3 separate regions of the Homo sapiens genome follow, and regions 1 and 2 are each linked to region 3. A link is a contact called in ENCODE Hi-C data. All regions are on one chromosome and are shown on one strand. Each heading gives the region's core, a stretch centred on a gene start or an enhancer-like site at or near the end of the contact. The rest is flanking DNA. Distances are from core to core; before and after follow the strand shown. Region 1 holds the start of HAPLN1 (hyaluronan and proteoglycan link protein 1). Region 2 holds the start of EDIL3 (EGF like repeats and discoidin domains 3). Region 3 holds the start of COX7C (cytochrome c oxidase subunit 7C).

Region 1 (4,431 bases), core at 1,489-3,988, 2.9 Mb before region 3:
TGAGTTGCAGTTATTAAGCTATATCCTTGTGGAGGCGGAAAGTTAATGGTAAAGTATCCAACAAAGAGTAAAGTGATCTTAAATACAACCAGTAGGGATTTCATAAACTGTTTAGTTGTACCTTAATTTTTAACTTATATAAACATCACTTGCTTTAGTTTCTACCCTGAGCACCTATCCCAATGTCTGGCGTGTAGTTAATGTTCAACAAACGTCAACCGAGGGAGTCAGAGTATTTTAAGAAGCCGGTGAGAAAGCCTTCTTTGACTTATCCACTAGGTGGCACACAGGGACCATGCTTCACACAGTTAACCACCACAGACCCTCCCATTCAGTGTAAATAAAGAGATGCATTATTAATTTATACCACCTCGTCCTCTCTACTCCTAATAATTGTTTAACCAGCTGTTTCCTCTAATCCTCCTTAAACACTATTGATTAAAATCCTAAGTATATTCAGGTTTCCATCCTTTCCTACTTCTTCCAACAGCATTTTGCTACCTTTAAATGACAGGCTAAGTACACTTAAATGACATAGACTAAGTACTATGGTTACTACTCATGGCTGCAGGATGTCAGAAAATTAATTTGAAGCACTATCAAAATTATTTTCAAATTTGCCTGGTATTTCGTCAGAATTTTAACTGGTGAGAGATCATGATCTTAAAAATGCAATCTGAAAAATAAAATGTGCATGGGGCAAAAAGAAATGAAAAAGAAAACTAGTATTTTCTAAGGAAGGGAGTCATTTTCTGAATATAACTTTTGTTCATCTTTACAAAGATGAAGTGCATTGCTATCTTAAGATTCAAAGGACTTCTTCAACTGTTCAGAAAATACCAATATTCCACACCTAAGATGCTAAAAGGCAGGATTGTTTAGTAGACCGTTTACTCATAAAGTATCTTTCTGTGTACTCTGAATGTATTTATCCTGGATGTGTTACTTGCTCCCAAAGGAAGGAAAAGGAAGTGAAACCACTAGGGATATAATGAATTGATTCTTCTCTGTGAAAGTCTCTTCAGTACTTCTAAATTACAGTGTCAGTCATTCCTCTGAGAGACAGGGCCTTGCTGAAAATAAATGGCTCATTTTATAAATAAGTACATAATGTTTCCCCACCTTCTTGTTTCTCATAGAAAGCCCAGGCCCATAAGGCATTCCTGTCGAGAATACTGGCCTCTGGGTACATTCCTCCTGTAGAGCAGTGGTCTGTTGAGGTTGTTGGTTATCTCTTGTTCATTTAATTAGCCTTAAGTAAAATTACTTCTTATCTAGTTCTGTTTTTAAGCTGTTTCCAATTTAGTGGAAGAGGTCATCAACAAAAGTATAAATTCATTTCTTAGCTGAAACAATTAAATTTTTTAAAATGGGTGGTATAAAAGTGACTAAAGACTAAAGCTAATATCTGAAGAGTCCTTTGGTATACATTATATTTTACTGAATGGAAGAGAAACTTTCATTTTTGTAGGTAAATGGAATTTGTTAACTGATATAAGAATTATGAATCATATCACATTAAAAATTCTCCAAAGATAACTACTATGATATACTTTTGATAGAACAATATTCCCATTCCATTAAAATACTGAAATGACTGAAATGTGTATAAAATCTCTGCAAATTTAGTACACAGAAATAATCACATAGAAATAGTTACCAGAAACTACAATTGTAATGAATAAATATTACATTCATTTAGAAATCAATCCACAGCCTTAATTTCTTAAGAACTATTAGCTTCCAAGAAGCCAGCCAGTATGTTTGATTTTATGACATCACACTGGAACATGTACAGGAACACTTTCCACCCTAAAAATTCCCAAATGTACTGGCCACTGTGTGTATTTTTCCAGTGATAAATGAAAATAAAGCAACTTATTCTCAAATTAATAAGCCATCTTATTTTGAACACAACAGTCACATTCAATGGAAGAAAACTACTTAATCGAAGCCCAAACAAGTTTAGGTTTGTTTTTGGTGGGGAACAGTCTCAACATACAAATAATTTCTTTAAGCAACTTTTAACAGTAATCTTAACTATGACTATAAATTCTCTTCAGTGCATTCAAATTATCCATCAACATCATTGTATATATGAAATGCATCATCATTCTATGATCTTAAGTTCATAATTAGCTGGAGAAGGAAGCCTGGGCCAAAAATGGCAACATTTCTAAGATTATTAATCTAACAGGTATTACCTATGCCTAAAGTAACTTTCTTTTTCACATAACCCTATATATTCTCTGAAACAAAATTCATAAGCCTGGCTGGACATTCCCATTCCTCACCTTTCCCTTCAGCCTATACTATCCTTGTTTCATCTCAGGTGCTATAAAAATGGTTGTTGAGATACAGATAGAAAAGTCACCACTTGGAAACCATGACCCTACCAGATTTACAGGAGCACTAGCAGAAGCTAAGATACTAGAGTTAATTCTTTCTCCATTTTTAGACTGAGCCTGTTTATTGTAGTGAAATATTTTATCCGACAATATGAAACTTTTTTAAAAGTTGAGGTGTCATATTAAATTCAAATGAAAACTAAACTCAAAAGAAAAGAATAAAATTTGTTTAATGTATATATACATTGCATGTGTATTGCCCTCTGAAATCTTAAAGGCACAAAGGTATAACCAAAAGAGGGGGAAACAATTTGCAAGTTTTACCTTGTCCTGAAATCCAGGAGTTCGGATGCTCTCAAGTTCTGCTTAAGTTGGAAGCTGGAGATCAAGTGAAGCTAGCGCTCTTTCTCCTCACCTTAAGTTTGTCTCTGGGCGAGTGTGAGAGTGTGTGTGTGTGTGCGTGTGTGAGTGTGTGTGCAGAATGTCTCTTTGTGGCGCTGGATGGCAGAGGTCCTGATCCTGGGAAGAAGGAGGCACTTTCTCACCAAGAGCAGAAGAAAAGCAAAGCGTCACCAGGAAAGTTCTCCTCCCAAATCCCCTAATTACAGCCTAATGTGCACTTCATGCAAACTTCAGGGAGGAAGGGAGGGGCAGCTCTGTGCCCAGACCTTGTAAAGCAGCAGCCTCTTAGATGACTTTCCCCTCTGCTCAGATCCCGAGTATCCCGCTCTGGGGTTTAGGAAAGCCGGCCGCTACAGCCACACAAGCCCCCACCACACCACACCTCCCGAACCCGAACCCTCATCAGTCCTGGGTCTGTCCAGAAGGGATGGGACAAGGGGTCTGTGGAATGATCTGCGGGGCAGCGGTGTGAGCAGACTCCTCAGGACAGTCAGTTTGCGCTTTGTTTTATTAGCCTCTGCTTAAAAGAAAAATCCAAGGGTCGGAGAGGTCCTCTCTTTCCCGCCTTCCCCTCACCAAAGGAGATCAAGGATAACAGACAATGATGATAGTGGCACATAAAGCTTCTTAAACTGGAGATGGCCTTCCACCCAAATCACCAGAAGCATATTTTCTGGTTTACTGGACTCAGTATTGGTGTTGAGTTTAAATTTCTCTTAACAAACAACTGCTATTGTATCCTTGGATGACAGAGCTCAAAGAACCTGGATTTATTTATAGAACGAGGAATGCGAGGGGGAGACGGGATGGGTGGGGTTGGGTTGTGGATCCATAACCAGGATTAGAACCAGATGGGCACAGGGCGCGCGCGCGCACACACACACACACACACACACACACACACACACACAGACACACACACCCCTGAAATAACCAGTGGGGAAGATGCTGGGACACGCGGGAAAACGCCTCCTGAACAAATAGACGTTTATTTATAACTTCTGGGAGAGTATATAGGTCCATTGATTCCCGCCTTGAGTAACCAAGGGTTTTGGAGAGGAAATGGCTTCATATTTCAATAACAGAGCCACCTTTGATGGAGTCTAGGAAGGGGAAAAAAGAAACACACCGCAGGAAGCAAACGGCTGTTGGAGCAGCCGGGAGGAGGGAGCGGGGCTGGCCCTGGGACTGAGGACAAGCAAACAAGCTCGAGGGGCCCGCGGCCAGGGTGGAGGCGAGACGCAGGCCGTCCCCGAGTTGCAGCGAGCAGGGCCCGGTGTCGCGGAGCGCTGGGGACGTGCGGGGATTCGCGGCCGTGCTCCCGGCTCCAACCTCCGGCCCCGGCGGGGCGGCGCGGGCGGGACTGCGGGCTTCTTAAGGCCGCCGCCGCCGCTCGGGCTGTGGCGCGGGTTGGGGAGAGGGTTCCGTGGGCCGTAGGGACTGAGGGAGTCGTAAGTCGATGAGCTAGTGGGGCAGGAGGATGGGCGGGTCCAGGGCGTCCTGGAGGTGCAAGGTGGGATGGGAGGACCTGAGGGGCAGCCAAGCTGCTGGGGAAGCCGCCGGGACGGGGGCTCTGGCCGACAATGCAGGTGGCCGGTGTGCAGATGAGCCAGCGCGCGGGGTGCGGCCGCCGGGATGCCCGATCCGAGTCGCGCGGGTGGCGGCGAGCGGCGCTATTGTC
Region 2 (4,843 bases), core at 1,739-4,238, 2.2 Mb before region 3:
CCAGGCATTAATGCAAGTAAATTGCAACCCATACGTAGGGAAAACACCAATTTCTAAGAGACATGAGATTAATGATTGGGGGCGGGAAGGAGTGCAAGGAAAATTCTGTGTTAGCACTGGCTTCAATAAGTTTGCCGGAAGTTTAATTGTTTGGAGCTGTCACGGAAGCTGTACTCTGCCTTCTGCAGAGGTGAGGGAGAAAAAATTAGAGAGGTGCAAGTTTTAACAGAAAGGGCTAATGCAAAATGGTCTATTTATTTTTCCTCAAGCCTTTCCCCTGTCCTCACAAGCTAGCTGGGGGAAAAAGGGAGAAATCTCCTGAAGAATATGGAGCATCCAGCTTCCCGAGCATTGTCTAAGAGAACCAGGATGGAGAGTCCAGGCAACATCTCCATGGTTGGCTTGTCTGGCGGAGTAAGCTGTGCCCTCGGCGCGGGTATCTTCAGGAGACAGAGCTCCTGGCTGCAGCGAGCCGGGACTTGCCGCGCCCCGGGGCTCCCTCAATCAGACCCAGCCAGGCAAGCGCGGCCACATAGGCAAGCGCGGCCACATAGGCTAGACGCACTATCTTCTCCTCTACCCCGCGCCGCCCTCCACCTCGGAGCGGGGACGTACGGTGGTGGCGGTGACACAATGCGAGTGAGTGGGTGAGTGTGTTTTCGTGTTTGGGGTGGAAACGTAGGCGGGGAAGAGAAGGAGGAGAGGGGAGTGCCTGCAGTCCTTCCCCCTTCCCTTCCTGCTAAGAGATCAAAGTGCAGAGGAAATCCAGACGGGAAATGAGAGAAAGGAAAAACAGCAGCCGTGGAAGCACTCTCTTTTTTATATCGCTGGAGACTCGGCCGAGCAACTACTGGAACCATTACCATTTCTTAACCTTTAGTGGAGTGGCTGCCTTTGCCTATTAACTGGAAGGGCACTTTGTAAACGCAGGCGAGGCACACACCTACACACACGCCTACACGCTGGGGGAAAATAACCACATTCTGGGGGACGGAGGGAGGCCCAGGCAAGGCGCGGCCATGGATCTCTACTGCCAGAGCTGCGAGGGCATCTGGCCAGCAACACCCGGCTTCTTGGGCGAACAGTCGCCCAAGAGTCCACAATTTTCTTGTGACTCAAATAGATGGATAGGTGCATGGATGGATGGTGCAGAATATTCATACTCTGTCTAATCTCAAGTGGACTGGAGTCAACGCATTTTTAAATCCATCTACCTTTTTTAGAGGCACAGCATTTAAAACCCTGTAGTTCACTCAGCTTTCCACTTGAAGCTGCCTGCAGAGGATTCTATTACCCGCGGATCCCTCACAAGGGGCCGCCCGCATCTGTGAGCGCAGGAGTGGCACAGCTCCCCCAGGCACAGCTCCCACTCGCCTCCCCACACACCCTGCTGCCCCCGCTGCCCTTTTCCGGCGACTACTTCAGCCCCGGCCAGCGGTGAGACCCAGGTCAGCACAAGGGTTTGTATGGACAAGCTGCACCTCGCAGGGGACCTGGAAGTCGCCTAAACTACTCCAGCAGGACACTCGTCGAAGTCCTGCGTTTTCTTTTAAATGCTTTTTTCTTTTTAATTTAATTTGATTTTTATTTTTCTGTTTTTATTTTTTCGTGCAATTCACAGAAGGCATCACCCTACAAGCTCTCACAACTTTTCCGCTCCTGTGCGGGGACGCGAGGGGTGGCTTGCCCCGCACTATTCCCCATTACCAAGAGTTAACACTGGTACTCGGAGGGGGTGCGCAGCTAAGCTCCAGGCCCCTGGGGTCAGACTAGGAGAGGCGGGTTCCTGGGGTTTGCTGTAATCGATGCTGCTCCTCTGGGATGGGGAGGCAGGAGAAAGCTGAAGTGACCTGTGAGACTCCTCTCCACCTCACCCGCGGCCAAAACGCCCAGCGCCGGGTCTGGGTTTGCGAACGGCTCAGCCCAGGCCCTGCGCCAGAGCACCGCACCCGGGGGCGGACGGCCCTGCAGCTCCCCAGCCTCTTCCCGCATCAACTAGCTGACGCCCGGGCGCACTGGCTTCCCCCGCTCCCGCCCGCACGAAAGCCCTGCCCGACGTCTGCAGTCAGCATCGCCCGCACTGCCTAGGGAGGGTTTGCGCCGAGACCCAGTGGCCGAGTGAGCCACAGAGTCGCTGGTCCTGGGGACGCTGTCTTCTACCGCTCCCCACCGTCCTCCTCTTTCCTGTATCTCACCCCGGTACCCCGCACCCTTCTCCCCGCTCGGCCCCGCGCACTCTGCTCAGACTTTACAAGCACTTTCTCGGGGCACCCAGGACTCGACGCCTCCTCCGCGCCGCCAGCGGCGCTCGCCACCCTTGGCACGCCGGAGGGACCGCCTCCGGCCCCCTGCGCGGCGTTTCTCAGGGGACTCCCAGCCCATCCCTCACCCAGCTGTCCGGGTCCCGACGCCTTACCTTTGCCGAACTGGGGGACACCGAGGCTGAGCCCGACCAAGAGCCAGACGGCTACCGAGCGCTTCATGATCCCGTCTCCCGGACGTGACCCCGGCTGGTCAGGGGTCGTCGCGGAGGGCAGTGTAGCCGAGGTGGCAGCGCAGGGCAGCAGCAGACTCCGCCCCTACTAAAGAATTCAAGAAGACGTTCTCTTTCCTCAGCGCTTTGTTAAACAAATTCTTGGAGAGGGCGAGAGTGGTGACTAAAGAGAGGAGCCTTTCCTCCCCTTTTGCCTGCGCTCCGGCGCGCGGAGGTGGGTGAGCTCCGGGGAGCCGCCGGCGGGCTCAGCCCTCCGCTGCGGGTGGGTCCCGGCAGAGGCGCGGCGGGCGGGGCGCGGGCTCCCGCGGCCGCCCCGGGTCTGCTGCGCGGGCAGGCAGACCCACCGGCAGACAGGCGGACCGGGCGCTCGGCTGTCGCTGTTCTCCGCGCGGCGGCTGCGGGGCTTCTGACTTGGAGAACAATGAAGCGTGAGCTGGAGGGGAGCGAGCGGGCCGCCGGGAGCGCACTGTGTACAAACAGAGGCGGCGTGCGTGTGAGTCTGAGCCTGGCAGGCGCGCTCCCCACTCCCCCGGCGCCCGCCCGCCCTCCGCCCGCCCTGTTATTCACTCCCCGGGTCTCCCCCTCCTCTCTCTCTCTTTTGCTCTCTCTCTCTGTCTCTCTTTTGCTCTCTCTCTCCTTCCTCCCTCCTCCCCTCCTCTTTCAGCTCCTTCTGCTATAAGAGAAAAGGGAGACAACTGCAGCCACACCCTAGCACCTAGCACCTGCCACCACCTCTGAAGTTCCTGCATTGCCTGTACCTTCTCCGCACATGCTGGAGACTGTGGGGTTAAGAGCTGCACCCTTGCTGCCTGAGAGTCCCTTGGATTCCAGCACTGACTTTATAATTAACCACGTTAAGGATTCCCCTGAACTTCCTTTCTCAGTATAACCAGGAACAGAAGTTAAGAGATTTTGAAAAGTGACTCTTGGGGCACAAAACTGCATGAGAGACAGAACCCTGCAAAGTGAATTGCCCCGTATTTCTCAGGAACTGCAACGTAGTCAGCAACCAGACCCTAATCAGCTAAGACAGGGCTGCTCTGCTGCTCTGTCTACAATTTAGTTAGCTCCAGGGCTGGGGAGAGAGGGTTGTGGGCTCATCTGTTCACGGGGGCAAAAGGGTGGAAGTGAGTAGGAGACATGCATCTCGTTAAGCAGGACATCTGTTTCAGAGAAGAAGTGGGGCAAGTTTGGGAACTGTGCAAGAACATAAAGGCAAAGACAGACCCTTGAAGCATCACTAAGGTGGATCAAATTTTCTTTCTATCCGCCAAAATAAATGGACTGGTTTTTGCAGTGGAAGTGATTGAACCAAAAATACAGCTCATGGCTTACAATTGTGCTTTCTTCTCTGTTTTTCGGTTAGAATGATTGCTTATTGTACATGGATCCAATTCCAGCAGTTACAGGTACCAAAATGAAACAGGGCTTCTTTTTTCTTTTTTTTCTTTTTTTTTTCTTTTCCTTTTTTCTTTTCTTTTTTTTTTTTTTTTGTCTTCTAGAGAGGGAGGTAGGGAGAGAGACAAACACAGAGCTAGAGAAATTGAAAGAGAAACATTCTCGAAGGCAAAGAGTTGAAAGGTGAATCTACTAAGAAAAGAATAACAGAGTGCAATTAGCCATGGAACTACATCTCCATCTGCCTCCTTTAAAGGATGAGTCCTTTAAAGGTGAGATGAGTCCTTTAAACTTAAATTTCTACCTTCCTTTTCAAATTTTAAGTGAAATGAAGAATGCGAGGTGAATGGAACCGTAATGCTGAATACTGCTAGGGAGGGTTTAAGGTATTGTATAACTGACAAGCAAACAACGGAAAAAAGAAAGAAAGAAAGAAAAAAAAGAACACCTTTCAGAAAGGGTTTGTTCATATCTCACGATTGGTGGGAGGGTTAAAACACATTTTTTAAAAAATCACCTTGCTAAGAGAATGAGAGAGATTCATTTATTTACTGTCTATTTATATGCCTAAAGTCACAGATGTTAGAATAAGACAGTATTGTCCAGAGTTGTAGCAAAGATGTTTCAAGCAATCAAATTCTAATTTTCTGGTGCATCATCATTACTTCCTTGTGAAACTATGTTTTCAGTCACCCTGTGGCATGTTCATCCTAAAATACACTTTAACTTTTGAAATGAGATGTCTAATATTAGTTTTAGGTTTTATTTCTAAAGGATAGTACTAAATCCTAAAAATGTAAAGTTGGAAACCAGTCTCTCTGGGATGTGATATTTAAGGGAAAAAAAAGAGTGGGTTAAGAATTTTGTGTAGTTTTGTATGTTATTCCCTGTTTATTTCCACTTTTTTGATAGTATTTGACCTTAATGAGCATATTAAGAAGTTAAATTATT
Region 3 (4,258 bases), core at 1,670-4,169:
GATGCCTACACAAAAATGGAATATTGCTAGATTTATTTAAACTTTTTCTTCCTTCTTTAGTGAATTTGAAAGAGACCAAAATTAGCATAAAACTCCTAAACTCAGACTACATTCATTAGTTAACTAATTTATTAATTGCTTTCTACTTAGTAATTAAGAAAAAACCATATAGCAACTAGTATAAAATTTTATTTTGTGCTCAGTGTGGCTTATTGACAAAAATATTCTTTAGAAAATATTTTGAAATAATTCTCAAGAGTGTGCTCTATAGGTGGTATCTAGCCACTAATACAAAAGTCAGTAATCTGCCAAGAATGAGTGATCTCAGCCACTTTGAATCCCACTTCAATTTACCTCCTAACTTATCAGTAGCATCAAAAAGCTGCAAAGTGCATTTCTGAGTGTCTAGCATTCTCTAGAATATGCCAGCTGCTACACCACCTTCAAATGGAACCACTCTACCTCCCATACTTTCAATGTTTTGGCATGTTTGGCACATCCATCTTCATTATAGCTGAAGAACTATCACAGAAACATGACTCCAGAGAAAGATATATTTGAAGCAAAGATAATATTTTACATGATACAGCCAAATTCTCATCTACAGATTGGTAATGAGAAACTGTTTTCCTCATGGCATCTAGAAGAAAGGCTAATTTCCTTAAATAGAACAGCTGTGTTACTTCTAGTTCTCTCTTTGTTGCTCCATAAAAAACTACCCCAAACTTAATGACTTGAAAAAACAACCATTTTATTATACCACACAAATCTCTAGAACAACATTTTGGGTAGGAGTCAACTAGACAACTCTGCTCCACACAGCAGTGACTGTGGTCACTCAGCAATATTCAGCTGAGGGCGGGGCTGGGCTGAAGTGTCCAAGATAGCTTCACTCACATGCCCGGCACTTGAGTGTAACCACCACCCTCCCCCATATTTACATAGGTATAAACTTTTTTTTTTTTTTTTTTTGAGATGGAGTCTCGCTCTGTCGCCCAGGCTGGAGTGCAGTGGTGTGATCTCGGCTCACTGCACGCTCTGCCTCCCGGGTTCACACCATTCTCCTGCCCCCGCCTCCCAAGTAGCTGGGACTACAGGCGCCCGACACCACGCCCGGCTAATTTTTTGTATTTTTAGTAGAGACGGGGTTTCACCGTGTTAGCCAGGATGGTCTCAATCTCCTGACCTCGTGATCCGCCTGCCTTGGCCTCCCAAAGTGCTGGGATTACAGGCGTGAGCCACCGCGCCCGGCCAAACATATTTTTTTTTTTTGTATTTAACTTACCACAAAGCCCATGAGAAGGCAGACAGTTCTGAAACCATATTCTGGAATCTCTGCCCTGCAGGTCCCTAAAGAGTTAACTCAAAGCCAGATACCCAATGGAGGCTCAATTAATGTGAATTAGAAGCAACAATGAACCAAATCCACAGATAACATTACTCACACTAGATTGAAAAGTGTAATCTAGAAATATTAAGTGTGAAAAAGTTTCTCAATTATAGTTAAATCAGAATTCTTTAATATGTAAAGGCAGTGAACGGAATGTTAAAAAAAAATGGAATGTCACATAACTTCTATAAATTAGGTGGTAGAGGACACCAGTTATGATGCATTTCATGAACCCCTACTCAAAAAGAAGCTACTTGTTGAAACAAAATATGAATTTAAGTGTTTTTTTTAAGTGTTTTTTTGGGGGGGAGGGGCATGGTTGTTCTCTTCCAAAAACTGAAAAAAAAAAAAAAAAAAAAGACGAAAAGAGCATATATGTTATGCCCTTTTCAAAGCAAACCTTAGGTCTTATTGGAATTGTTTCCTAATGCTATATAAATGAGACACGTGAGGCAATATACACTCCCCCACAGATGAATAACATAACATTTAGGTTACCAGGGCCTTTCACAATCTAACCTAACACCACTTTCCCAGGTTCATTTATCACTGGTTTCTTCTCAATACCTTCTGGTCAAAGACCACCAGAAGCACACATGTAATTGACAAACGGGGTTTATTATTCATTGCAGTAAGGGTTCTCTGTAAAATATTAGAAAATGCTTATTGGATTTGGGATTTTTTTCTCCTAATATTGGCTACCTTACCAAATCTTAGGAGGAAGAAAGGCTAGATCAAGGCTAAGATTGTAATTGGTAAAGAAGCAGAAGTCATCAAATTAAACCAGATAGGGTGATGTCCGGTCATTTTCGTGGCTTGGACAATGTTTTATCTGTGTTCAGATGTGATTACACAGTGATCATATTCTTTTCTTAATGAACACTGTCAGAGTGGTCTTGTTGGATGCTAATGCTTGCTGAAATTGTGTACGTTCATCAGGCGGACACCAGTTCCTAGTCCAGGCTAGCTCCAGGTGTCAGAGGCCACTTTTCCCTTCTACTCCTCACACATGCTGTACTCATACCAGACTTGAGTTTTCCCTGCCCTTTGTTCTTCCTTCTTTTTTATTCGATTCCCATTATCTTTAGTGATCATTCCCTTAGCATTTCAGTTTTCTCTCTGAAGTCCTTTGTGCTGCACGTTGTTTGATTACTTGTGTTTATGCTTTGTTTCTTCAGCTAGGATCATTAGCACATATCTCTCAGCATTGGCAAAAGTCCTCGAAATCATTGACACCTAGCATATACTTTATTTTTAAAAAAGAAAGAAAGAAGAGAAAAGGGATGGGTTTATTGTCCTTTTCAACAGACTAGAGTATACGGGGTGAAACTGCTTCACTTGATTCAATAAAATCGTTTCCGGTAACAGGCCCCAGGAATCCTAGACCTAAGCCTGGCGCGAAACTACATTTCCCACAATCCTTCGGGGGCTGATAAGGCTCCGCAATGGTCTGAACTACAATTCCCACAATCCAGGGCGATTTCCGCTTTGTCGCGTTTCCTCAAGGCTCCGCCCCATTTCCCATCTTTCTTTTCAGTCCTTGCGCACCGGGGAACAAGGTCGTGAAAAAAAAGGTCTTGGTGAGGTGCCGCCATTTCATCTGTCCTCATTCTCTGCGCCTTTCGCAGAGCTTCCAGCAGCGGTATGTTGGGCCAGAGCATCCGGAGGTTCACAACCTCTGTGGTCCGTAGGAGCCACTATGAGGAGGGCCCTGGGAAGGTTAGTGTGTAAGGGGCACGGCTTCGTTGGGGGAGGGGGCGCTTGGCTGTGACTCGCGCACCTGCAAGGCCGCCTCCGGGCTGTGGCGTGGGAGATGATAGCCAGAAACCAGGCTGAGACGCAGACTAGCATTCCACTTAGCCCAAGGACCAGTGAGGAAGCTGGGCATCCTAGCGCGTAGCCGCTAAAGGAATGGGCAGGTAGATCCGGAAGCCCTGCCTCCATCAGCCACCTGACGCCCCCTCCCCCGCCCCGCAGAAAGCCCTGAGATGGCTCCGGGAGGCCACGGCTGTAGGTGTGTTGGTTAAATCCGAGCTGGAGGTCATCGGACCCGAAATGAAGGTCATTGGAAAATCATGAGGAAATCAGGGCCTCTGGTTATGGAACAGGCTTTTTAAACTAGCTGCCTAAGTTAGAAGTACTAACCCTTCACCTCAGTTAAGGCTGGGTTTGGCCTCAGGTGTAAATAACTTAAACCACATAGCAGTAACAATCTCGGAGGGTCACACGAGGCCTAGTCATAAAGGCCAGAGAAGGTGCTTGGTAATGAAAAACAAACAAACAAAAAAAACTGTGGGCCAGGTGCGGTGGCGCACGCCTGTAATCGGGAGGCTAAGGCGTTCGGATCACCTGAGGTCAGGAGTTCCAGACCAGCCTGGCCAACATGGCGAAACCCTGTCTCTACTAAAAAGTACAAAAAAATTAGCCGGACGTGGTGGTGTGTGCCTCTAATCCCAGCTACTCGGGAGGCTGAGGCAGGAGAATCGCTTGAACCCGGGAGGTGGAGGTTGCAGTGAGCCGAGATCGGGCCACTGCACTCCAGCCTGGACAGAGCGGGACTCCGTCTCAAAAAAAAAAAAAAAGAAAAAAAAAGAGCTGTATTGCACTTAACATTGCCATGTATCTTCTAAGGTGACTACTTAGGACAGTAGTTTTTTCGATTTTCTAAAGTAAGAAACTTCTCACTATTTGACGTTTGAGTCCTCAAGACCATTCATTGCCTAGTGCTTAGTAAAGCCAGATTATTTCTTGCCATGTAGTGTTTTGTGATGAAGGTCATAGGATTTGAAAGATAAATGTTTAAAACGATGTTATGATTTATGGCATATGTTAACCTGATGATGTAAAATATAACTAGCATTTCCTGTA

What was found. Hi-C counts contacts between places; a loop is a spot of excess contacts on that map. Pooled maps may share reads with other maps.
Region 1: a loop to region 3 is called in a map of ascending aorta, with 3 times the contacts of the local background. The contact joins the promoter of HAPLN1 here to the promoter of COX7C in region 3. A Hi-C loop is called at or near these places in 2 of 168 maps with a recorded cell type or tissue (ascending aorta and chondrocyte) and 9 of 50 pooled maps.
Region 2: a loop to region 3 is called in a pooled map, with 5 times the contacts of the local background. The contact joins the promoter of EDIL3 here to the promoter of COX7C in region 3. A Hi-C loop is called at or near these places in 4 of 50 pooled maps.

The regions. Positions count from the first base shown.
Region 1 is chr5:83,718,117-83,722,547 of GRCh38, forward strand. HAPLN1 (hyaluronan and proteoglycan link protein 1) reads right to left here and starts at 2,739. Exons shown (of 5, transcript NM_001884.4): 1 at 2,673-2,739. RefSeq lists a silencer at 4,324-4,383.
Region 2 is chr5:84,381,892-84,386,734 of GRCh38, forward strand. It overlaps EDIL3 (EGF like repeats and discoidin domains 3), which reads right to left and starts at 2,989. Exons shown (of 11, transcript NM_005711.5): 1 at 2,417-2,989. The coding sequence starts at 2,483. EDIL3-DT (EDIL3 divergent transcript) reads left to right here and starts at 531. Exons shown (of 4, transcript NR_183295.1): 1 at 531-647.
Region 3 is chr5:86,615,022-86,619,279 of GRCh38, forward strand. COX7C (cytochrome c oxidase subunit 7C) reads left to right here and starts at 2,920. Exons shown (of 3, transcript NM_001867.3): 1 at 2,920-3,109. The coding sequence starts at 3,035. RefSeq lists enhancers at 2,588-2,667, 2,679-3,344, 2,731-3,025, 2,958-3,047, 3,345-4,010.